3 separate regions of the Homo sapiens genome follow, and regions 1 and 3 are each linked to region 2. A link is a loop called in an ENCODE intact Hi-C map of the cell type or tissue named here. Cell type or tissue: CD4-positive, alpha-beta T cell. All regions are shown on one strand.

The links. Hi-C counts contacts between places; a loop is a spot of excess contacts. Peaks named below come from ENCODE experiments on the same cell type or tissue, not always from the same donor. Only the 100,000 strongest peaks of a DNase experiment are listed, where the experiment ranks them.
Region 1: a loop joins it to region 2, with 12 times the contacts of the local background. A loop is called at or near these places in 13 of 110 quality-filtered maps.
Region 3: it touches region 2 in a loop (4-fold over the local background); 27 of 110 quality-filtered maps call a loop at or near these places.

What each region holds. Positions count from the first base shown.
Region 1 is chr22:37,453,949-37,461,948 of GRCh38, reverse strand. No RefSeq gene overlaps it. Among named protein-coding and RNA genes, the nearest start is that of MFNG, 28 kb to the left of the region's middle. In CD4-positive, alpha-beta T cell, CTCF peaks have their summits at 4,212 (motif pointing left) and 4,416 (motif pointing right); a DNase peak (open chromatin) is centred at 4,438.
Region 2 is chr22:37,074,531-37,082,530 of GRCh38, reverse strand. It overlaps TMPRSS6 (transmembrane serine protease 6), which reads left to right. Exons shown (of 18, transcript NM_001374504.1): 11 at 7,251-7,396; 12 at 7,823-7,921. LOC124905113 (a long non-coding RNA gene) reads right to left here and starts at 5,443. Exons shown (of 2, transcript XR_007068092.1): 1 at 5,203-5,443; 2 at 4,727-4,990. RefSeq lists enhancers at 1,170-2,150, 4,261-4,762 and a silencer at 4,534-4,673. In CD4-positive, alpha-beta T cell, CTCF peaks have their summits at 4,362 and 4,563 (motif pointing left); DNase peaks (open chromatin) are centred at 2,470, 2,750, 3,230 and 4,550; H3K27ac peaks cover 2,260 bases.
Region 3 is chr22:37,215,716-37,223,715 of GRCh38, reverse strand. It overlaps a transcript of SSTR3 not described here and the pseudogene RPL39P41. Among named protein-coding and RNA genes, the nearest start is that of SSTR3, 7.2 kb to the right of the region's middle. RefSeq lists silencers at 794-933, 7,496-7,575 and enhancers at 4,390-4,609, 4,760-4,929, 4,960-5,059. In CD4-positive, alpha-beta T cell, no CTCF peak of the experiment used is centred here; DNase peaks (open chromatin) are centred at 825, 1,185, 2,945, 4,595 and 3 weaker places; H3K4me3 peaks cover 2,829 bases; H3K27ac peaks cover 5,388 bases.

The DNA.
Region 1 (8,000 bases), 380 kb before region 2:
GTTCACCAAATAGTGGCACTGAACTGTTGCAAGCAGCAGAAACATACTAGTGTTGAGTTGAGGCCCTAAATTTTGGGGTGTTTGTTGCAGCACTTAGCCTGTCCTGACAAACACAGAGAGACAGACATCAAGCAGGTGCAAACAAGCAGGAATTTCAGAGACGATGGGGTGATGAAGGAAATAAACAGGAAGGGGACAGTGGAGAATCCTTGGGGAGGATACATTATGGATTTCTTTGCTTTTCTTTTTTATGAGACAGAGTCTTGCTCTGTCACCCAGGCTGGAGTGCAGTGGCACGATCTTGGCTCACTGCAACCTCTGTCACCCGGGTTCAAGCGATTCTCCTGTCTCAGCCTCCTGAGTAGCTGGGATTACAGGCGCCCACCACCATGCCTGGCTAATTTTTGTATTTTTAGTAGAGAAAGGGTTTCACCATCTTGGCCAGGCTGGTCTTGAACTCCTGACCTCAGGTGATCCACCCGCCTTGGCTTCCCAAAGTACTGGGATTACAGGTGTGAGCCACTGCACCCGGCCCTAGACTTCCACGCTTTAAAAAATGACATTATTAATTTTTAAAAATTGCATTAAAATATATATAACAAAATTTACCATTTTAACCATTTTAACCATTTTTTTTTTTTTTAAAGAGACGAGGTCTCACTCTGTTGCCCAAGCTGGAGTGCAGTGGCATAATCAGAGCTCACTGCTGCCTTGAATTCCTGGGTTCAAGTCATTCTCTCACCTCAGCCTCCTGAGTAGCTGGAACTATAGGGGCATGCCACCACACCCTGGCTAATTTAAATCTACATTTTTTTTTTTTTTTTTTTGTAGAGACAGGGTCTTGCCATTTTGCCCAGGCTCGTCTTGAACTCCTGGGCTCAAGCGATCCTCCTGCCAAAGCAATCCTCCTGTGCTTGGCCTTTAACCACTTTTAAGTGTACAATTCAGTGGCATTGATTTTATTCACAATGTTGTGTGACCATCACCACAACTTTTTTGTAATGTTTAATCATAATGTTTTCAAGGGTCATCCATGTTTGTAGCATATATCAGCACCTCATTCCTTTTTATGGCAGCATACTATTCCATAGAATGGATATGTCTCAGTTTGCTCCTGCATTCATGTCAATGGATATTTGGCTTGCTTCCATCTTTTGGCTATTGCGAATAATGCTGGTATGAACGTGGGTATACAGATATCTGTCTAAGTCCCCACTTTCAAGTTTTTCAGGGCATATAGCCAGAATTGCTAGATCATATGGGAATTCTATGTTTAATTTTTTTGAGGACCTGCTGTACTGTTTTCCATAGGAGAGCATCATGTTATATTCTTACCAGCAATGCACAAGTGTTCTAATTTCTCCACATCATGGCCAACAATTATTTTCTTTTCTTTTTTTTTTTTTTCCTGAGACTGAGTCTCACTCTTTCACCCAGGCTAGAGTGCAGTGCCATGATCTCAGCTCACTGCAACCTCTACCTCCTGTGTTCAAGTGATTCTCCTGCCTCAGCCTCCCGAGTAGCTGGGACTACAGGTGAGTGCCACCGCACCTGGCTAATTTTTGCAATTTTAGTAGAGACAGGGTCTCACTATGTTGGCCAGGCTGGTCTCGAACTCCTGGCCTCAGGTGATCCGCCTGCCTCAGCCTCCCAAAGTGCTGGGATTACAGGCGTGAGCCACCACACTTGCCTGTTTTTCTTTTTTAAAATAGCCATCGTCTTGGGTATGAAGTGGCACCTCATTGTGGTTTTGATTGGCATTCCCCTAATGATTAGGGATGTTGAACATCTTTGCAGGTGTTATTGGCCACCCATTGTATAATTTCTTTGGAGAAATGTCTATTCAACTCTTTTGCCCAGTTTTTATTCAGGTGGTTTTGTTGTTGTTGTTGAGTCCTCATTCTTTTTTTTGACAGCCTCATGGTATTCCACGTAATAGATGTACAGTTTTCTATTGACCAGTCAGTCCTCTATGGATGGGCATTTGGATGGTTTTCCCAATCATGTGCTTTTCAAACAATGCTACAGTGAATTTTCTCATACACGTGTTATTAAGTGCAGATGTGAGTATATTGGAGGATTGGTGGATTAAAGAGAAGGTGCATCTGTGGCCGGGCGCAGTGGCTCACGCCTGTAATCTCAGCACTTTGGGAAGCCGAGGCGGGTGGATCACGAGGTCAGGAGTTCAAGACCAGCCTGACCAACATGGTGAAACCGTGTCCCTATTAAAAATACAAAAAAAATTAGCCAGGCGTGGTGGTGTGCACCTGTAATCCCAGCTATTCAGGAGACTGAGGCAGGAGAATCACTTCAACCCGGGAGGCGGAGGTTGCAGTAAGCCAAGATCGCACCATTGCACTCCAGCCTAGGTGACAGAGTGAGACTCCATCTCCAAAAAAAAAAAAAAAAAAAAAAAGAAGGTGTATTTATCATTTCGGTAGACGCTGTCCAATTGTCCTTGAGAGTGAATGTGTTCCTTTTTATTCCCACCAGTCATGTAAGAGAGCATGGCGCGGCTATAAAACAAACACGTATGTTTTCGGCATCGTGCCAAAGATTTCGTCTTCCCTGGGGAAGCTAATCTGACATTTCCTCATACTGATGAAAACATTGGCCTAACATTGCACTCTGTCAAGGGATTTGCAACTTAATTGCATTTTGTTCATAAAACAATTAATATTGCATAACTTGCCATCAACAGAACTAATTTTGACCCTGCACTATGACAAATCTATTCATGCTTTATGTTTTAAAAATCCGCTCAAAGCTAAAAAAAAAAAGCTACTATTCGAATACCATTAAGCTGATATCAAAACTCAGACTCGATTGCAACGTGTCTCCCAACCTTTCCAAATAGCACAACATTTATTTTTCTCAATTCCTTTCCAGAGGTATATCCATGAAAATTCATGAGTGGGAATTCTTTTATCAAGAGTATCTAACAAGATAAGGGAACAACTCACATATCAAATATTAACTCAGCCTGAACATATGATACTATACGTGGATTTAGAGAAGCAGACAGCAGCTCTTTACCAAGCCCACACCAAACCACATGCTCCTCCAACTGTAATCAAGAAAGTAACTGAAATTGTTTGGGCAAATCAGGGCCTAATTAAAAGAGATAAACAGATGATAACCCCATTAACTCCATTATACGAATATATGTTTATAATGAACCAGTCACAGTTTTCAAGAAGAAGGCGGATGTTCTCAAGGGGTAAAAAGTCTCATAAATGAGGTACTAACTTGTAAATAAACTCAGGACAGCAAATTCTATATGTTCTGTAAGCAGCTAATGTGATATTTATATTAACTATAATAAAGATACATGCCAAGTAAAACATGAGGTGCAGGTGAATAAATGAGACATTCTTAATCAGTATAGATTAAAGCCATAGTAAATACACATTAGCTTTGTACTTAGTGTCAATCTAGAAGCTGGTCTACATAAATATCAGCTAACTTCTCTTTCCTTGCATGAAACCTTCAAGTTCACCTAGTTCAACCTCTCTCCCAGCGGAGGAATCCCAGGTCGCCTAACCACAGTTCGCCTTTCTCCAATGACGGTAGTTTCACTATTTCAAAAGGCAGTGAATCCATGCTGCTTCTGATTCGCTGCCCAAATTGGGAGCCGGTGATTTTCTCCTCCTCTGAGGGTTGTCCAGGGTGCACCATCTTCCTCCCCAGCCCCCTGAGATTCAGAGACACAGAGTCACCCAGAGATAATCTTTAAAGCTCCCCAGGTGATGGCAAGGTACAGCTAAGTGTGGGACCTACTGCCCTATAATGATCATCCATGATCTGCCTTGTCAGCTGTACATGCATTTGTTTATTCTTCATTCATTACTAGCATTTATTGAATACCCACGCTAGGAGCTGAGAGTACATACATGTTATTTACCTAATGTCTTTCTTTACATGGACCCTTTTGTATCTAAAGACATTCGTTTTAAATATTAATGAATCTGATGGATCAGATACAATCAAACTAGATACATAACTCTTAAAGAAGTTCATCGCTATTATCTAAAAATTACCCTGATAGTTTACTAGTGTTATTCACATGACCTTTTAGGAAATAATGAGTTCATTCATTCCTTCATTCACTCATTCCTTTCTTCCTCCCTCCCACATATGCTAAGTCTCTCTGACAGTCCATACGCAATGACAGGCACCCTCCCTTGCCCCCTGCTGGAAAATGCTCAGTGTCTACCTGCCACCCACAGTCACACCCCCTGCTGCTGGAACAGGAATGGAGCTGTTCCCAGCTTCTTTGGGCCTTTATGAAGCACATTCTTAGGGCTCTGTGCTCCTCCCACAGGTGCCCACCCTTTCCTTCACCCAGCCAGGCAGTCCTGGAGGTGTGTGTGGGGAATGCTGCTACCTGGCTGGATCCGGGGTAGGAGTCCCAGTGGACAGTGCAGAACATCACCAGCAGGGGGCACTCATGCATCACCACTGGCTTCTCACCTGGCCCAGGGCAAGGCAGGCCTGGCTGGAAGGTTAAGATGACTGGGGTGCCACTGAGGGGACCAGGCTAGGCTTGGGAGGGGCCCTATGGGATAAAAGGGCACGAAAGTGGGCCCCTTGCACTCAGATTCTAAGAAAATCCTCCCCAGCCAGGGGGAAGAAAAGCACACAGCACGTCTCCTTACCAGATTTAACAAACATGACCATCTGGGGGACAGCAGCCATCAGTTAAATAATCCTGCCATTTGGTGAGGGGCAAGGTTGCCTCTCAGGCACATGCTGGTTCTTTGTAGGGAGAGGAGTGGGACAGAGAGCAGACCTTCAGGCCAATGGGGCTCTCCTGGGGACTGGCCCTCATATCCCCACCTCCAGCCCAGCCAGGAGAAGACCAGTCTGGGTGGCCCGGGCCTTCTGCAACTGTCCTTTACCAGTCCCTTGGGCCTCATGTTCCCCTCCTGCAATCATTCCCACCCTACCTGCTTTTCCTGGGAGCATGAAGGTGGAAGTGTGTTGCCAACAGAGGAAAGCCATCTAAACAAAAACAAGGGAATCTAAAATGGAGCTCGCCTGCCCCCATCCTGCCACCCCCTTCCTACTTCGGAATTTGTGTGCATTTGTAATCTGTGAGTCTGTCTCATTGTGCATTGCTGGAGCTGACGATTAGGTGCAGTGGTGGCTCTCGCCTTGCCCTCTGATGACTTTTCCCTAATTGGTTTAATCTGTATTTTCACGCACTCACTGGAAAATGAGAAGAGCCGCCAGCTTCTCCGAGGAGCTGGGATGAGGCGTGAACCCTACGAGAAGGGTCGCGGGGGTTTGCGGCTCCTGCCATGGGGGCTGGGGAGGTCACAGGAAAATGGCAGACTGTCCTTGTTCTTGGGTACTCACAGTCCCCGGGCGAGGAGGGGCACGAATGGAGGAGGTACAGAAGGCGAAAACGTACTGGGGGCCTGCGTACCTGGGAAAGGAGAGGTGGGGAGAGGAAACCCTGACTGGGGTTGGCTCCCCCCGGGCAGAATGTCTGTCCGTTCAGGGGCAGGAACGGGGGCACCCAGGCAGAGAGATCCCAGGGGCAGAGTGTGAGTATCTCAGTGCCAGCTACTTGTGTTTCTGTGGCTTTCTCTGGGATAGGACAATTCTGTGGACCTCTCTCTGGATTTGTCATGACTTTGGGAAGACAGCTCGGTGGGTGTCTGAGTCTAGTGTGTTGTCTGTGTGTATGAGTGCATGAGTGAGTGTGTATGTGTGTGAGTTGGGTGTGACCACTGGTGGCTGCTAACTCTCTATTGCATTCGGCTTCCAGCCCTGCAGGGTTTCCTTGTTGAACCTCTGGGGATCCTGCCTTGGGACAGAGGTGGCTAATGCAGCAGGGGGCGGGGGTGGGGCTAGCCTAGATAGAGGCTTAAGCCCCTACTGCTGGGGTAAAGCGATTACCAGCGTGTGTGTGTGTGTGTGTGTGTGCGCGCGCGCGCACGCGTATGTGTGTGTGCGCCTTTAGTGGCTGCAGAATCCTCAACCACCCTGAGAGGGTCCAAATACTTGCCCCTGGCCTTCCCTCCCTTTCCTTGCCATGATTCGCAGCCCCCCAGCTGACCTCGATATGTTCATTTACTCTAAGACGCTGTGCTCTGAAATTGCTTCTCCTCCTCGGAGTTCTCTGGCTCTGATAGTGAAATTTCCACTAGTGTCAGAGGGGAGACAGTTTGGGATGTGGGGAGCTTCTTGATGCTGCCTTAGAGACATGTACAAATTGGGACCCTTGACCTTGCGTTTGACAAGTGAATCACTTATAATCACCACTTATTTTTACTTGCATCAACCTCACCAAGACGAAGAGCTTTGGGTTGCTCCTTCTGGCGCCAGGAGCCCCTACGCAGGGTTAATGATGATAAGAGAAGTGAGTGTGACTCAGCAGATGGAATGTTCCAATGCTGGTGAGTAAATTCAGTTTCCTATAACAAACAGACAATAAGGAAATTAGGTTCTCACCGTGAACCTGAGAATGGTGCTGATCCTTAATAGCCCCTCCTGTGTAGCAGGCACCGCTGTAAGCTCTTCCCAGATCAGCCGCCCTCTGTTGCCCATTTCACAGATGAAGAAACTAAGGCACAAAGAAGTGAAGTAATTTGCCCTGAGATTAACCAGTTCACGGAGCAGGGATGTGAGCCCAGGCAGTCTAGGGTCCTTGCCAAGTACCCAGCCACTGTGCCCTGCATTGCAGGGCAGCCCCGCACGTGGTCACAGTGTGGAATTCATGGTGTTTCCTGCAGCAGAGCCGCAAACCTTAGTCTTACCGGAGAGCTTCTTGCCAGCGACTTGATTTCACATGGCAAAGAAAGAGTAGGACAGGTTTAAAAGAGGCTTTTACTATACCCAACTGGTATTCACTTCGTGTGTCTGTTCTCTGTGGTTTGTAAATATTCTCCGGCTTCCCCTTGATCTCTACAGCAGGGCACGCTGTCCATGACAGCACTTTGCTTTCTCAACAGCGCTCGTGTCACCAGCTCGAGCCGCAGCCATCTGCATGGAGCACTGTTGACATTGCAGCCGTGGGGCCCACTCCAGGTCTGGCAGAGGCTGACTCACAGCGTCAGGGGGCTGGGAATGGAATGCTGGTCTTTTGGGCATCACGGACATCACAGAGGGAGGAAGGGAGGCTGGGGGTGCATCTGTAAAACGGGGGTGCAAGGGGCAGGGGTTGTACAGTGGTATCTACCTCACGGGGTTTGGGTATCAGTCAGGGCTTATTTCCCTTTGCTGAGAACAGAGGCTGGAAATATTGATAATAGTGGTTTAAACCATATCCAGACTTCTCACTCTCTCACCTAACACGTCGGGGGTAGGCGTCCTGGGTTGGTGGGGGCCCCAATGGTGTCTTCAGGGACCCAGGCTCCTCTCTTTCAGTCCCACCCGCCTTAGCAGCCAGCTTCCATCCTCAAGGTCACCTCATGATCCAAGATGGCTGCTGGGCCTCCATCATCACGTCTAACTTTCAGCAGGGACTGGGCACACACTGGCCCCAATGTTCCCTTCTGTCCCACCTGACAGCTTACACTTGGCCCTCAGTGGCCACTCCTAGCTGCAAGGGAGGCTGAGAAACGGAACCTTTTGGCCAGGCACATTGCCATCCAAGTGTTTGTTGCTAAGGCAGGTGGGAGACAGGATATGGTAGGGGCCCCCCACAGTCTCTGCCACAGCACGCAGTAGACTCCTGTGCACCGCAAGGTACAACCTGTCTATTTTTCCAAGTGCTGTGACTGTTTCAGCTCAAACAGCCAGATAGGTGAGGGGGAAGGAGTCCCACAGGCGAGCACTGGAAACCCACCCCTTCAGCTGATTGCAAGTTCGGGGTTTTATTTCTCCTTTAGTATCCTGTGGCAGTTCCAGCCTTGGGGAGGGAGGTTCTGCTTTCCTGGGGAGGCAGGTTCTCCAAGACTGCTGGACAGTCATGGAGGGGTCTAAGGAGAGAAGGAGAAGGCTGCCAGGCATGGGGCTCTGTGCCTTGCAGGTATGTTCCGAGAGGAGCT
Region 2 (8,000 bases):
CGCTCACAGGAACCCGCAGGGTGACCCTGAGATGGATCCATGATTCACAGTTCTGCGAATGATGAGAACATGTTTTCCTGCCTCCCTCCCTACCGCAGAGCTGAACTTTATGTCTCAGGGAGGCCCACAAAGGAGAAGGAACAGTCTTGGGTCTGACACTCCCTGTCTCATCCCTCACCCCCTTGGCGACTCCATTTGCCAGAGGCGGGGCCCCAGCATTCAGGGGTTGTGGGGGGTTCGGTGGCCTGGAGTTAGGTGCTAAGACAGGCGTTCAGTGCATTGGCCCAACAACTTGTGTGGTCATTGGCGCCGTTCCTGTTTCCCAGAGAAGGAAATCAAGGCTCAGCAGGATTAGGTGGCACGCAGATGGGTCCACAGATGGGGTCTCTCCCATACCCCCAACAGCCACAAACAGCAGGCCAAAGGATGCTCCACCCCATGCTTCCTGTGGGAAGGCCCTCCTCCCTCCCTGATGCAGTTGGGCAAGGGTCTGGGTACTGGGGAGACAGGGACTTCGTGAGCTACCCTTGGGTAATGACAGAGAGAGTGTGGAACACGGATGGGAGAGTCTTTTCCCTAATCCAAAGGAATGATGCCTTGATGGTGAATTTGAGGCACTAGGACAGCTTCCAACAGGGTGGAGGGATCTCGCCAGAGTCTGAGCACCACTGAGCTATAGAATGTGTGGGCTGAACTGGTCCTAGCACCCAACCTATGGTACAGGTGGGGAAACTGGGACCAGCGAGGGCTAAGGACTTGGCCTCTTGTCCCTGTCTTTTCTGCCTTTCAGTGGTGGAGATGGGCTTCAGGGTGTAGCCAAGCGGTGGCTGGGTGGTGAGGATGAGGCCTGACAGCTCCCTGTGCCCCCATAGCTCCCCCTCTCTCTGTTCAGTCCTCCCTCGCCACACGGGGGTGGAAGTGCTCAGCAGGGGCTGGCATCAGGGTTTGCATGGATCCCTAGATGCACCCCCTTCCTTGTCTGTGAAACGAGGGGTTCAGGCCAGCCCAGGGCCCCAATCTTTGATTGCTTACCCATCAGGAAGCTATTGTCTCCCATACAAGTTGTGTTTATTAATTCCTGGCCAAACGCCATTCCAAGTCAGGCTGGTGAGGTGGAAAGCGCTTAAGTGTCGAAGCCAGACAGGCCAGGGCTCAGCACCTGTCTCCTCTGCTTCCTACCTGGGCGAGGACTTACATCTCCCAACCTCAGGTAACTCATCTGAAAAAAGGGCGTGAAAGAGACCCCCACCCTGGGAAGACTAAGTGAGACAACGCGTGGAGAACATTGCACACGCGGGCTTAGGTCAAGTGCAACAAACCTGCGTTCATCACCGGCTCTCACTCTGCTCTGGGCAGGCACAAGCTGAGGGGTTTATGGTGCTGGCTCTTTCAGCCTCAACAACCCAGCGAGGAAGCAGGTGCCTGTACTGCCTTCACAGACCAGTGAGACACCCAAGACACAGAGAGATGAAGTAATTTGCACAAAGTCACCCAGCTCTTTGAGCCAGAGTTAAGGCCAGGCAGCCTGATCTGGAGTGCACGTGGGTGCACAGATGCATGTCTGTGTGCGTGCGTACATCCATGCATGTCTGTGCACGTGTACGTGCATGTGTGTGTGGTCCACGTGTGCGATTCTTCCCTCTGAGCCTCTAGCGGCCCATGCCAGCTGGTGACTCCCTCAGCCAAGGCATCCCCAGCCAACCCACTGGCATCTGGGTGGGGGGATCGACAGTTTCTGTGGCTGTCCCACCAGTTCCAGAGCGGCCTGGGAAGTCCCAGCCCTTTCTTCTCAGACTTTCATTAAGGGTCCAGGGTCCCCAGGGGCAGACTCTTGTCCCCTCCCCGCAGACTCCTCCTGTGTGAATGAATGTGGAAGGGAAGGCAGAGGTGGCGCCTGCAAACCATCCGCACTGGGCCACTGTGCCCTCTAGTTATGATCATGGGCGATAGTGATCATCCCATGTAGATGCTGAGAAATTCTTAGAATGAGCATTTGTTGGAAATCTGCTTGTGTGGGTGGCAAAGACATGAGAGGTCTAGGGAAGAGCAGATTTTCAGACAAGGCACTTTAGGGAGGGGGAGGTACAGCCCTTTGGCCCAGAATGCCCATTGATGGAGAGGGCGGGTCAGGGGAGAGGGTATCTTAACCCTCAAGTGCCAGCGTAGTGATGAGGAAAGGCTGGCCTGGTGGGCCCCCCATGGACTAAGCATCCTTAGGCACTTCACCTGACTCCTCTGAGACTGTGGTGCCTCCTTCACCCCTGACCTGCCTGCTTTCTACCTAGCTTCTCCCGGTGCCCACTTGAGCCCAGCTGAGGCCTCAGGCCCTTGAGTGGCCTGGGGGTGGTAGAGGGACTTGGCCCGTGAGATCTGGCCATGGCTGCTCCATTTCGCAGAAGCCACTCTCACGGGCTGCCACCGAAGCACGGGCTTCCCCCTTTCCGGGAACCTGCCTCCTGCCAGCTTCCTCTCCTGTGACATCACTTCTCTTGTGATTCGCCCCACCATTTCCACTCACTCCCAGCCAGTGGGGACAGGCAGAACCATGGGTTCCCTAGGCCAGCTGGAGCCACCCCCGACCCGGCCTGGCCTGGCTATGGGGTGGCCCTTGTGTTCTCCGGAGCGCTAGTGGCCAGCACAGGCGGCAGCCACAGACACTTAGTAGGAACTTCAGTGTGGCTGACCTGAGCTGGGCTGGCCGTGCAGGAGAGTGCAAGCTGCTTCCTCCATGAGCTCACAGCCTGACGTCAGCAAGTGCTTCAAAGAAGTCATTTCCTATGCATGCCTTAAACCATGCCACAAGGGAGATACGATCACCCCTGTTTTACAAATGTGAAAACTAAAGCTTGCTGAGGGTGACCCAAGGTCACACAGCTTGTTCCTGGGGCAAAGCCAGGCTGCCAATTCAGCTCTGCAGCCCCAGGTCTAGAGCTCTGGCAATGCCAGGTGCTGCTCTCCTCCCCTCTTCAGCACTTGCCTTCTGTGACCCTCCTTCCCCTTTAATCTGTCTGTAGGTAAGGGCACGGGGGTGTGCATTCATCCACCCACGCACCCTTCTTTCCTTCTTCCTTCTTGTGTTCTCCCCACCCTTCCATCCATCCATCCATCCATCCATGCATCTATCCCTCCAGGCAGTACATCCTGACAGGGTCCCTGTCTACCTCCTGGATGAGGCAAGAAGGAAATATTCCCCATATCCAGAGAGGTGAGGAAGCAAGGCAGGCCACACGGTGCAAAAATGTGCCTTCAGACACTCAGTACTTTGTAGCCAAGATGAACTGGCAGGCATCGCAGCAGTCAGGCTTCTGGTGCTTCTTGGAGAGGGCTAGAGGGGAGCACTTGTTGGACGGGAGGCACTGGAGAGCCAGAGAATGTGCACCCTCCCCCAGAGAGTTCTGCAGCAGAAACAGAAAACTCAGATGGGCCAAGGGGCCAGGCCAGGGCTAGAGTCTATGATGGGGGGTAGGGTAGTCCAGTGGTGTTTTCGGGGCTTTTCTTTCTTTCTCTCTTTCTCTTTCTTTCTTTCTTTCTTTCTTTCTTTCTTTCTTTCTTTCTTTTTCTTTCTTTCTTTCTCTTTTTCTCCTTCTCCTTCTCCTTCTTCCTCTTCTTTCTCTTTCTTCTTTCTTCTTCCTTATTCTCCTTTTCCCTTCTTCTCCCTTCCTCTTCTCCTTCTTCTCCTTCTCTTCCTTCTCCTCCTCCTCTTTCTTCTTCTTCTCCTTCTCCTCTTCCTCCTCCTCCTTCTTCTTCTCCTCCTCCTTCTCCTCATTCTCTTTCTCCTTTCTTCCTCTTCATCTTTTCTTCTTCTTCTCCTCCGCCTCCTCCTTCCTCTTCCTCTTCCTCTTCCTCTTCTCCTTCTAAAGGAGCAGGAATCTGGATTATTATGTGAAATTAGCTCGCGACTCAATGAAGCAATTTCTACATGGTGCATAAACAGATTGTCTTTACGCTGAGTGACTCCGCTTGGGCCACTAGATTTCAGCCGCTGCCTTGAATTCCTCTCTGGCGCTTTCTAAGCAGACGCTTGTTCCAGGGATTCCACCACCTCTACCCGTGCTCCAGGCCTCCAGAGTGAGAACCAAACACTGCCCAGACAGACAGGTTCCCGGGTACACGGTGAGGCCCTGGGGAAAGGTTGCTGCCAGCTACAGACTGGTTCTAGGACTCTCCCTGGAGGTTGAGAGAACTTCCTGTAGCAGGCACAGGTGTCTTTGCCTTACAGCCCCTGCCCAAGGCTTGGGTGACACTACAGGTCCTCAACGCAGTTGCTTCTAGGGTGAAACGTTCCACTCCCCTCCAACCCCGGCTTGGGTTCCTTCTCTGTCTCCCCACAATCTCCCTGTGACTGTGGGAAGGGACACCCCAAGGCCCATGGGATGCGCTTGACTCCTCATTCCCCGCACTAGTCCTTCCCAACCCCTGGCTCCCCTGTCTACTTCCTGAGGTCCTTCTGTGAGGAAAACAATCCATGATAACTTTATAGACAAACAGACACCAAAACCTGCGTTTCCTGGGTTTTACAAGAGCAAGAGGGCCAGGCTTGCTCAGGGGCGCCCCCTGGCGGTGCCTCGTCCCCCACCGGCCCTGCTGGGCTGGGGGAACCATGGTCGGGGGTGGCGGCTCCCAACCTGTTCTGCCTCAGGACCCAGTCACTCTCCGCAAAATGACTGAGTACCCTAAAGAGTTTTTGCTTATACAGGTTATAGATCTATACTTGCAGCATTAGAAATTGAAACAAAATTTTAAAATGTTTATTAATTCTTTTAATATAATTATAAGCCCATTACACATTTGAATATAAATAACATTCTATGAAAATTAGTTGCATCCTCCAAAAGTAAAAACATTTAGTGACAAGAGTGCTGTCATTTTACATTTTTGTACATTTCTTTAACAACTGGCTTCACAGACTACAGGCGGGACCTTCGAATCTGCCTCCGAGTTCAATCAGTCCCGATGTCACACATCAGTCTCTGGAAAACTCGCCTGTCACCTTATGAGAGAATGAGGGCAAAAAAGGCAAATGATATCTGAGTGTTACTATAAACATGACTTTTGGACCCCCAGGGGTCCCCTGACTGTGCTTTGAGAACTGCTGGTTGGTGTAAGGGTAAGATCGTGGTCACTGTGGCCAGATAGACTTAGGGGGGTGCCAGAGTCTAGGCCAGGCGTGTGGAGGACATGGGGCATGTAGGGGGCTCAGACCTCAGAGCTCCTGTTGCAGTGGGAATTCGGAGCCCTCCCCTCAAGCAAGCTAGGTGAGCTCTTCTGGGTCCTGAGGCAAGATTCTGGCTCCACCTTGGCTCCTGCACTCTTGAGCCTCATCTGTAAAATGGGATGAGAGCAATTCCTCCCTCCCTGGGTGGAGGTGCTGCTTGAACCTCAGAATCCCCGTGCAATGAGGCCTTGTGATGCCATAGCCAATGAGGCTCAGCCCCAGCCACACACCTGGAGATGTTAAAACAGCCTCAAAGCTCATCTTCAGCTGTTCGGTGGCTAAGGAATTGATTAACTTATTGAACGGTTAAGTGCTTACCACATTCTAGAAGTTCTGGGGAAGTGCCTGGCCCTTGGGAATCATGGCCGGCTCCGCAGGGTGTTGGATTTGCTGTGGGATGTCCCCACTGGCCTTCAGGGGCATTCCTGATGCTCTCTGGATTTCCATCTGCTTTCTCTGCCAGGGGCATTTTCAGCTCTCCCTGCAGATTTTCAACCTGCACCCTGAGTGTGTTTCCCCCATCTGCAAAGCACTCTGATTTGCTCTGTGGAGGGCATTTCTATGAGCTGATGAAGCTGTCCCCATCTGTTCTGCAAGGGTGTCCCACCTGGGATGAAAAGGAACCCCCGGCTGCTGTGGAGGGAGGGTCCCACTGTCCTGGGGGAGTGGCTGCACCCACTCTGTGAAGTCATGCCGCTGCCCACTTGCTCTGTGGGGTGAGGTGCACCGGACTCTCTGCAGGAGGAACCCCTGGGCCCATGCCCTGGAGATGGGAGGGCTCCTACCTGTTCTCTGGTAGGAGAGAAAGACTCAGCCTCTCTGGAGATTCCCCCACCTGCTCTGTTTGAACAACGGTATCTTCTTGGTGGTGGTATGGCAGGGGTGCAGGGGCGGTGTTGTCCAGCAGGGATGTGAGGGTGCTCCCACAGCTGGGGGTGGTCCCACCCCGTGTGGCCATGCACAGAGAAGGTGCTGCCCATCAGCACTAAGCTACTGGTCATGGGAGAAGGACTGGTCCTTCCCTCAAGCCCACAGTGTCACAGGGAGGCAGGAGGGTTGGTGCCTAAATGGGGAGCACTGCTGCCCCCTCGTCCCACACCAAGCTCAAGGCAGATGACCGTGCACATCTGTGGACAGTGGGGCAGTCAAGGGCTTTTGCCTCAACTGACACATTGAAGCCTTTTGTCAGATTCAAGATCAACAGAAATAATTTTTCCTTTCTTTCTTTCTCTTTCTTTCTTTTCTTTTCTTTTTTCTTTCCCTCCCTCTCTCCCTTTCTTTCTTTCTCTTTCTCTTTCTTCTTTCTTTCTTTCTTCCTTTCTTTCTCTTTCTTTCTTTCTTTTTCCCTCCCTCCCTTCCTTCCTTCTTTCCCTCCCTCCTTCCTTCCTACCTTCTGTCTCTTTCTTTCTTTTTTTGACGTACTTTCGTTCTTATTGCCCAGGCTGGAGTGCAATGGCACGATCTCGGCTCACCGCAACCTCTGCTTCCTGGGTTCAAGCGATTCTCCTGCTTCAGCCTCCCGAGTAGCTGGGATTACAAGCATGTGCCACCATGCCTGGCTAATTTTGTATTTTTAGTAGCAACGGGGTTTCTCCATGTTGGTCAGTCTGGTCTCGAACTCCCGACTTCAGGTGATCCACCCACCTCAGCCTCCCAAAGTGCTGGGATTATAGGTGTGAGCCACTGCGCCCAGCCAATTTTTCTTGTTTTATAAGGGAGGAAGGTGAGGCTCAAAGAAGGACCCTGACTTGCTAGAACCTCACAGTTCACAGGTGACTGTGACTAGAATTGAGTTTTTTATCTGGCAGGCAATGGGGAGCCATTGAAGATTTTTGAGCAGGGCAGTGGCATAGCCAGGCTAGTTTCTAGAAGATGACTCTGGGGGTGCACTCATCTAAGGGAGAAATCAGGGCAGAGGAGGCACAGCGGGCGTGCAGCTCCCCCTGCCCCTCTGGCTGCCTGTCCTTGCTCTGTCTGTGCACGGGACCCAGGAGACCAGCCAGTGCAGCCCTGAGTCGTCTCTGACTCCCCCCAGGCTGTGTGGCTTGCGCATCCTGCAGCCCTACGCCGAGAGGATCCCCGTGGTGGCCACGGCCGGGATCACCATCAACTTCACCTCCCAGATCTCCCTCACCGGGCCCGGTGTGCGGGTGCACTATGGCTTGTACAACCAGTCGGACCGTGAGTATGGGCAGCCGGGGGAACCCCCTGCAGTGACTCGCTGCCTCTTGGCCATCCCTGGAACCACCAAGGGGGCTGTGGGCAGCTGCTTATGAGGCTGAACAAAAGGAGAGAGAGAGTGTGTGTGTGTGTGTATGTGCTTGCACAAATTTATGCAGCTTTGTGTGCCCACGTGTGCAAGGCAGCCACAAGGGTTTGCAGGAATACACACTCATACATATCCACGTGTGTGTTGTGTATTCTGTGTGTGTGTCTGGATATGTATGTCTGCTTGGACTGTGTACACAGGTGCCCAGGACCACGTCTGTGGGTGCCTGTCCATGCGCGTGTGAGTGAACAGGTGCATGCGTGTCTTTGTGCGCCTTCGCGGCTACGCATGGCCTAATGGCGCCCTGCCTGCCTCCACGGTCCCCTGTGGTTTTGCAGCCTGCCCTGGAGAGTTCCTCTGTTCTGTGAATGGACTCTGTGTCCCTGCCTGTGATGGGGTCAAGGACTGCCCCAACGGCCTGGATGAGAGAAACTGCGGTGAGTAACCCGCCCGCGCATCCCTCCTCTCCCTGCCCATCCCTTCTCCTTCCTCACCTTTCCTGCTCTGAGCTGAGTG
Region 3 (8,000 bases), 140 kb before region 2:
CTATATGATAATAATGTCAGTAAATAACTTCCTTTACTCATTGTCTTGGCTCCCATGCACATATTATCTCATTTAATGTTCTAATAGCCTTCCAAGATAGGTACTCTTAGCCACGGTTTGCAGAAGAGGAGATGAGGATGCGGGAGGGCACAGGTTTGGCTCAAATTGACAAGGCAGATGCTGTCCTTTCCCACCCTCTCCCTCTGTTCCCATCCTCCTTGCTAACAGAATCCTAGTTTTGTGCATAGCAGCACCGTACCTAACACCAACAAAATACTCGTTTTTCCAGCTGGTTTTGTCACTGGGGTTTTCAGGCCACATAGTTCTGGCCTAGAAGCCGATGTGAATGAAAGTCAGCGGGAGAGATGGCTTCTGTGAAAGTTGTTTTCTTCCTTAAAAAAATGACAGGCCCAGGCCGGGCGCGGTGGCTCACGCCTGTAATCCCAGCACTTTGGGAGGCTGAGGTGGGCGGATCACGAGGTCAGGAGATCGAGATCATCCTGGCTAACACGGTGAAACCCCGTCTCTACTAAAAAATACAAAAAAATAGCCGGGTGTGGTGGTGGGCGCCTGTAGTCCCAGCTATGCGGGAGGCTGAGGCAGGAGAATTGTGTGAACCCGGGAGGCGGAGCTTGCAGTGAGCCGAGATTGCGCCACTGCACTCCAGCCTGGGTGACAGAGCAAGACTCAAAAAAAAAAAAAAAAAAAAAATGACAGGTGGGATGTCTGGAGCTGCAGCAGCCGTCTTGTGAGCTTGAAGCCACAAACATGAAGATACAAGGCCCCGTGCTGAGAGGGGATGAGCAGAAAGATAAAAGGAGCGTGAGTTCCTGGCAGCAGCAGTGGGCAGCTGAGCCAATGCTAACAGCTGCCTTGTTATGGGAACTGAAGAAAATGAAACCACCCAATTGTTAATGTCACCGTTGGTCACACCTTTTGTTACGGTAAGCTGACAGCATTTGTCACTGAAGCGGTAGGACTCCTAGCGCAGTGCTCTTCCCACTGTATAACTGTTCCCAGCAGCCACTCCAAGTGGGGTGAGCCACTTGTTTCTGCTCTGCAAATTGGCTGAGGATGGAGGCCCCTCATATAGGAAAGAGAAAGCTTATGGGAAGTCAATGAGAACCTGTTTTGAAACAGGAAGACCTGCCGGTTGTGGGCAGGAGCTGACACCATGGTTTGCTCTTTCATGTGACAACAACCCCTCCCAAGTGCCCACCTAGTGCCAGGCCTGGGCTGGCAGCAGGTTCCATGCCTCACTTCGCCCCTTCTTGCAATGAAATCATGGCCTGGTGGTTGAGGAAAGTGCCTGCCAGACAAGGCCACTTCATCTGGTGCTTTCTATTCTAGAGACTGGCTGTTCCTTGTCCCTTCTTCAAAGCGGAGGCCTGGGGTCCCCCAAACTCCTCCGATCCTTTCACCCTGGCATTCACTGGCCACCAAGCTTGGACAATTCAGCCTCTGTCTATTAAATCCACCCCTTGTCCCCACGGCTGCTCCCTAACCTAACCCCTGCCATGTCTCCCCTGGACAGTAGCCACAGCCTCCTCACTGGCCTCCTGTCTTCCCTCTCTCTGCCTCTACTCCATTTGCCACCAGGTGGCCTGGGGATTTTCCTCATTTACAAACAACTGTGCAGTCAAAAATGCTGATAGAACCACAGACTTATTCAATCATTGAATCCTTCAGCAAATAGTTATTGAGACCGTGTGTCAAGCCCAAGGCTTGGGGGTGGGTCAAGCATGAGCCCGCTCTCAGGAGCTCACAGGCCAGTGGGGAGGCTGTCCAGCCAGCAGAGAGCCCCAGGAAATGGCCCTTCTGCTTGGATGTCTCCTGAGCATTTCAAACTCACACGCCCCGCCCAGCCTTCATCACTCAGTAAATGCATCCAGGCTCTCAAATCAAAAACCTGGGAGTCCTCCTTGACACCTTCTCCCTCACCTTCCACTTCCAACCCATCACCGACAATCTCCTCAGTGACCCCCTTCTCTGCATTGTCATGGTTTCTAATGTCCAAACCAGCACTGTATCCTCCCTGTGGTAGCCTCCTGTCATAGTCAGCAATTGGTACAATAATGCTGTGTAACAAACCAAACTGCCTTGAAATCCAGAGGCAAGAAGCAGCAGGCCTGTATTCTCACACTCACTAGTTGTAGGTGGACAGTGGGTCTGCTGACTTAGGAGGGTTTGGCTGGTGACTTGGCTTCGGGCTGGGGATGGGTGGTCTCGGTCCTGGCTGTGGGTGTGTGTGGGTCGGCTCCACCTGTCTCTCATCCTCCTTAGACCAGCATTCCCTGGGGCATGTCCTTCTCATTGTGGATCACAGGAGCATGAGAAGCCAAGCCAAACCATGAGGTGTTTAAGGCCTCTGCTCATGCTTCACATGGCCGAGCCCAACACCACCAATGGGGCAGGGACAGGAACTCTTCCCAGACTTGGAGGAAAGGAAATATTTGCTGAGCACCAACTGAGCACCAATCCTAATGCTCACACCTCCTGACTGGCCTTCTTGTTTTCACTCTTGCCCTTGGCCATGGTTTATCTCCACGGAGTGGCCAGAGTGATCGCGTTAAACTACCAATCAGATCAGACCACTCCCTTGTATAACACCGTCCAGTGGTATCTCTGGACATTTGGCACGAAACCTCCTCCCTCACCTACAAGGCCTATAGGATGTTGTCAGTTTCTACCTCCAGATCTCACTTGGCACTATCTTCCCTTTCCTTGCAAAGCTCCAGCCACAAGGGCTGTGATCTGGTTTGGCTGTGTCCCAACACAAATCTCCTCTTGAATTGTAGTTCCCATAATCCCAAGGGAGGAACCCAGTGGGAGGTAATTGAATCCCATAATCCAGGTGGGAGGAACCCAGTGGGAGGTAATTGAACCATGGGGGAGGGGGACGATTACCTCCATGCTGTTCTCGTGATAGTACGTGAGTTCTCACAAGATCTGATGGTTTTATAAGGGTTTTCCCCTTTTGCTTGGCACTTCTTCCTGCCATCATGTGAAGAAGGATGCGTTTGCTTCCCCTTCTGCCATAATTGTAAGTTTCCTGAGGATTCCCCAGCCATGCTAAACTGTGAGGCAATTAAACCTCTTTCCTTTATAAATTACCCAGCCTTGGGTATGTCTTTACTTTTATTTTTTATTTTGTTTTATTTTTTGAGATAGAGTCTTGCTCTGTTGCCCAGGCTGGAATGTAATGGCATGATCTCAGCTCACTGCAACCTCCACCTCCCAGGTTCAAGCAATTCTCCTGCCTCAACCTCCTGAGTAGCTGGGACTACAGGCATGTGCCACCACACCCAGGTAGTTTTTGTATTTTTAGTAGAGACGGGGTTTTGTCATGTTGGCCAGGCTGGGGGTATGTCTTTATTAGCAGTGTGAGAACAGACTAATGCAGGCTGCTCCCAGGATTTTCACTGTGTGCCAGGCCCCTTCTACCTTGGGACCCTTGCTCAAGCCGCTCCTTCCACACATAGCACCTACTCTCCCAGATCTTCCTCCACAATCACCCCACACTCAATCTCGATCACCTCCTCCTCCTGCTTCTCTCTTGGTGCCTCTGTTGAAGAACAGTCTTCATCACTGTTTATAATTGTTTATTAAATAGGTGTATTTATTCAAAAAGTGCTTCCCGTCTAGACTGTAAGCTCAAACACACAGAAGGACCTGCGTGTTTTGTTTTACACTAAGGCCCTAGTGAGTCCTGGCCACCTAATCCATGCAGAATGAATGTTATTTGTACAAATGAGTAAGTGGGTGAAAGAATGGACTTTAATGAAAATAGAGAGACTGAACCATGCCAGCGACCCAGCTGAGCCCAGCCTCCAACCACCCCAGCCAGGTGCCAGCCATGTACAAGAGCTGACCTGGATGTGCCGGCCTAGCTGAGTCTCCAGGTGACTCGCAGTCAGCCACCATCAAAGAAAAAGAATGGCCTGAATGAGCCCAGCCAACCCACAGAATCATGAGGGATAATAACATGGCTATTGTAAGCCACTACATTTTGGGGTGGTTTGTGACACAGGTACTGATACTGAAACCTTGACTTTTTGGAGTCTAGACTCTTCGTTATCTGCTCCTCCGATCTCTGACCTCTCCTCTCTACCCACCATTCCTACCACGCTCCAGAGAGATACTGACATTTGGGGACATCTGACTCCATCCAGCTCTCACATGATATGGGAGGCAGAGCAGGACAGGTCCCGGAGAGGGAGAGGCAGATCCAGGATATCCCTAGAAGGCTTCCGGAGAGGACCTCAAGGAAGGTAAAATGAGCAGTTTTTTGCAGAATCCAAAATTCAATACAGTTCCCACCTATTAACTATGTGCTTCACACCAAGCTGTGGCAGGAGCTGGAGGTGCAGAGAGGGGTGAGGCACAGCCCCTTGCGCACCAGCAGCTCAGAAGCCAGTGGGAGAGACAGACGTGTAAATAGACATCCACCATGTGGCTTGATCCACAGATCACAGAAATATATTCAATACAGAAAGGAAGAGACTCTCGTCTCAAGGCGCTAGGGTAGAGATGTTTCCACCCCCACCTCCTCGCTGAAAAGCAGCCACGACAAGAAGGAGAACAAGAAACAGAAACACAAACTCCCACCTTCAAAGAAGCCAGGAGACACCTGTAACCCCAAACCACAATGTATGAGCAGCAAGAGCAGATGGAGGGTGGTAAATGATTGAACAGAGCTGAGGAAGGCAAACCTAAGTGCCTGCTGCTACATGGTGGGGTGGAGTAGGGGCTTTGGAGACAGAAAAGATGCAAATCACCTGGTCTTGCAGAACCCTGGGGAGGCTTAGAATTAGGGAACCCAGACATCATGGATGGTGAGGCAGGAGGCTGAAAACAGGGGTTGTGTGGAAGTCTGCTTAGGAGGAGTGAGATCCCCCAGCACCACCCCAGGTCTTCTCTTTTCCATTACGTGGTCAGGCACCCACCCCTCCCTAACCCCAGCAAGGAGTATTCAGCCAGAGTTCTCTGGACCCAGAGACATTCGCTACAGGGCAGAGTGGGGGTGAGGCACCACAATGCTTTTGGAGATGTCAATTCGATGATGCCTTGCAAATAATCACTCCTCCACTCCTACCCTCCCTACCCATCACTCCTACCATGCTCCAGAGAGAGATTGACACACCCTCTATGGGAGGGGCGTGTTTCCCCTCTCCCCTGATGCTGGGCTTGGCCATGTGACTTGCTGTGGCTACTGGGATGACAACCTCCACCTCCTGGGTTCAAGCGATTCTCCTGCCTCAGCCTCCTGAGTAGCTGGGATTACAGGCATGCGCCACCACGCCAGGCTAATTTTGTATTTTTAGTAGAGACGGGGTTTCTCCACGTTGGTCAGGCTGGTCTCGAACTCCCACCCCAGGTGATCCTCCTGCCTTAGCTTCCCAAAGTGCTGGGATTACAGGTGTGAGCCACCATGCCCGGGCTTAATGCCTCATTCTGAAACAGGAGTGGCTAACACAGGATGACTGGTTGAAGAAGGCTCTAATGATAGCATTGCCCCAAATGATAAATGAAAGAGACCCAATCAAATAAGTAGAAGAAAAGGAATATCAGTAAGCAATAAAGATGATGCAGTGAGCAGAAGAAAATTTTGACAAAACCATCATTGCCATCCTTGAAGAGATAAGGAAACATATATCCACAAATGAGTACAGAATGCCATAGCAAAGAGCAGGCAGAAATCAGGAGAGAGCTGGTTGGGCTCAGTAGCTCATTCCTGTAATCCCAGCAATTTGGGAGGCCGAGGTGGATGGATTGCTTGAGGCCAGGAGTTTGAGACTAGCCTGACCAACATGGTGAAACCCTGTCTCTACTAAAATTACAAAAATTAGCTGGGTGTGGTGGCATGTGCCTGTAATCCCAGCTACTCAGGAGGCTGAGGCAGAAGAATCACTTGAACCCAGGAGGCGGAGGTTGCAATGAGCTGAGATTGTGCCACTGCACTCCAGCCTGGGTGACAGAGTGAGAGAGCGAGACTGTCTGTCTCAAAAAACACAAACAAACAAACAAAAAAATAAAATAAAAAACAGGAGAGAGCTCTTGGAAATGAAAAATAGGTTGATTTAAAAAAAGAGGGACTGGAAGAGAAAAACAGATTTTTTTAAACCTCCCAGGAAGTAGAACAAAATTATAAAGATGAGCAACAAGAAGAATAAAGATTTCATCCAGGAGACCCAATATTCAAATATAATAGGAGTTACAGAAGGAAATAACAGAAAAATGTGTCTCAGAACTGAAGAACACAAATCTTCAGATTAAAAGGCTACTTGGTGCCCCCGAAGACAAATGAAAAAAGAATCAAATCTTGTTATAAAATTTTCAGAAATTTAAGGATAAAGCAAAGATCCTAGAAGATTCCAGAATAATAATAATAAAAAAATTAGCTTAAGTTACACAATGGATTGGGATTAAGAATTGTGCTGGAAGCTGGAGACACCGACAGACGCCTTCCATCAGCTGAGTCAGAGTCATTCTCAATCTCAAATTCTATACCTAGCCTACCTATCAACATGTGTGAGAGGGGAATTCACTATTTTGAAACATGCACACCTTCTCTGAAAGTTACTGGGAGCTATGCTACATCAAAATGAGAGAGGAGGCCAGGCGCGGTGGCTCACGCCTGTAATCCCAGCACTTTGGGAGGCTGAGGCAGGTGGATCACTTGAGCCCAGGAGTTCAAGACCAGCCTTGGCAACATGGCAAAACCCCATCTCTACCGAAAATACAAAAACTATCTGGGTGTGGTGGCATGCACCTGTAGTCCCAGCTACTCAAGAGGCTGAGGTGAGAAGATCGCTTGGGCCTGGGAGGCAGAGGTGGCAGTGAGCCGAGATTGAACCACTGCACTCCAGCTTGGGTGACAGAGCAAGACCCTGTCTCAAAAACAAAACAAAACAAAACAAAAAAACCCCAAGGCCCCCATAAAATGAGAGAGTAAAACATCAAAAAGGAAGACATGGAATCTAAGGAACTGGATTCATACAGGAAAAAGCTGAAGGGAATCCCCAAACAACAATGGAGAGAGAATCTCGGGATGTCAGCTGCGCACAGGCCCAAGGGGCAGCTGGCCCAGATAAGAGGAGCTCGTCAGTCTCCAGGACGAAATCGTCCCTGAGGCTGGACTCTGGAAACTCCACTGTGTGGTTTTTACGAAGCTATAGGAACGTGTGGAAATGCTTAGTCCAAGAAATCGAAGATATTTTTAAAAACCAAAAAACGAAGCAATTATGAACTCCTGGCTGAGCAGGAAATAATATTTACATTGCATTAATCATGGGAACACTGGATATGCATTTAACCGAAACTCATATTGAGAAGATGGGGAGAAGGGGTGAGAGTGCGTAAGAAATGTAAACTTCTCCTGTACTGTAAGAGGAGTCAGTAGATAATGGGTAAAATTGAGGGATTAAGACATAAAAAAATCAATATGATATTTAGCGAGAAAGAGCTTAACTGAGGGAGCAATTGCCGAGCGGGTGGGATTACCTGTGGGATGGGGGGGTGGGAGGGATGGGGGAGGACTGCTGTTTTTTGCTGTTACAAACCTTTTCAGCGCTACAGTAGTCCACTTAGCGCAGTTTCAGTTACCTGTGGTCAACCACAGTCTAAAAATATTAATAGATTTTGAAAGAAAAAGAGACAGAGAGGTCACCATCATATAACTTCTGTTATGATATATTGTTATATTGTTTTATTGTATATTGTATTATTAATTATTGCTGTTCGTCTCTTAACTGTGCCTAATTTATAAGTTAAACATTATCTTTCTCCACCATCGTGGTGTGTGGTTGACTCCGTTTCTCGCCACAGCTTCTCACAAGACTTTCAGGATCAAGTGATTCCTGCACAAGAAACAAAAGCAAAATTGTCCCATTCCCCAGTGGATCTGTATGAAAACTGGTAATAACATCAGGTACAGCTCCAAAAGGAGATATTGGAAAGAACCAAGCTGGGTCTATAAGGAATTGAGCATGAGATGCTAC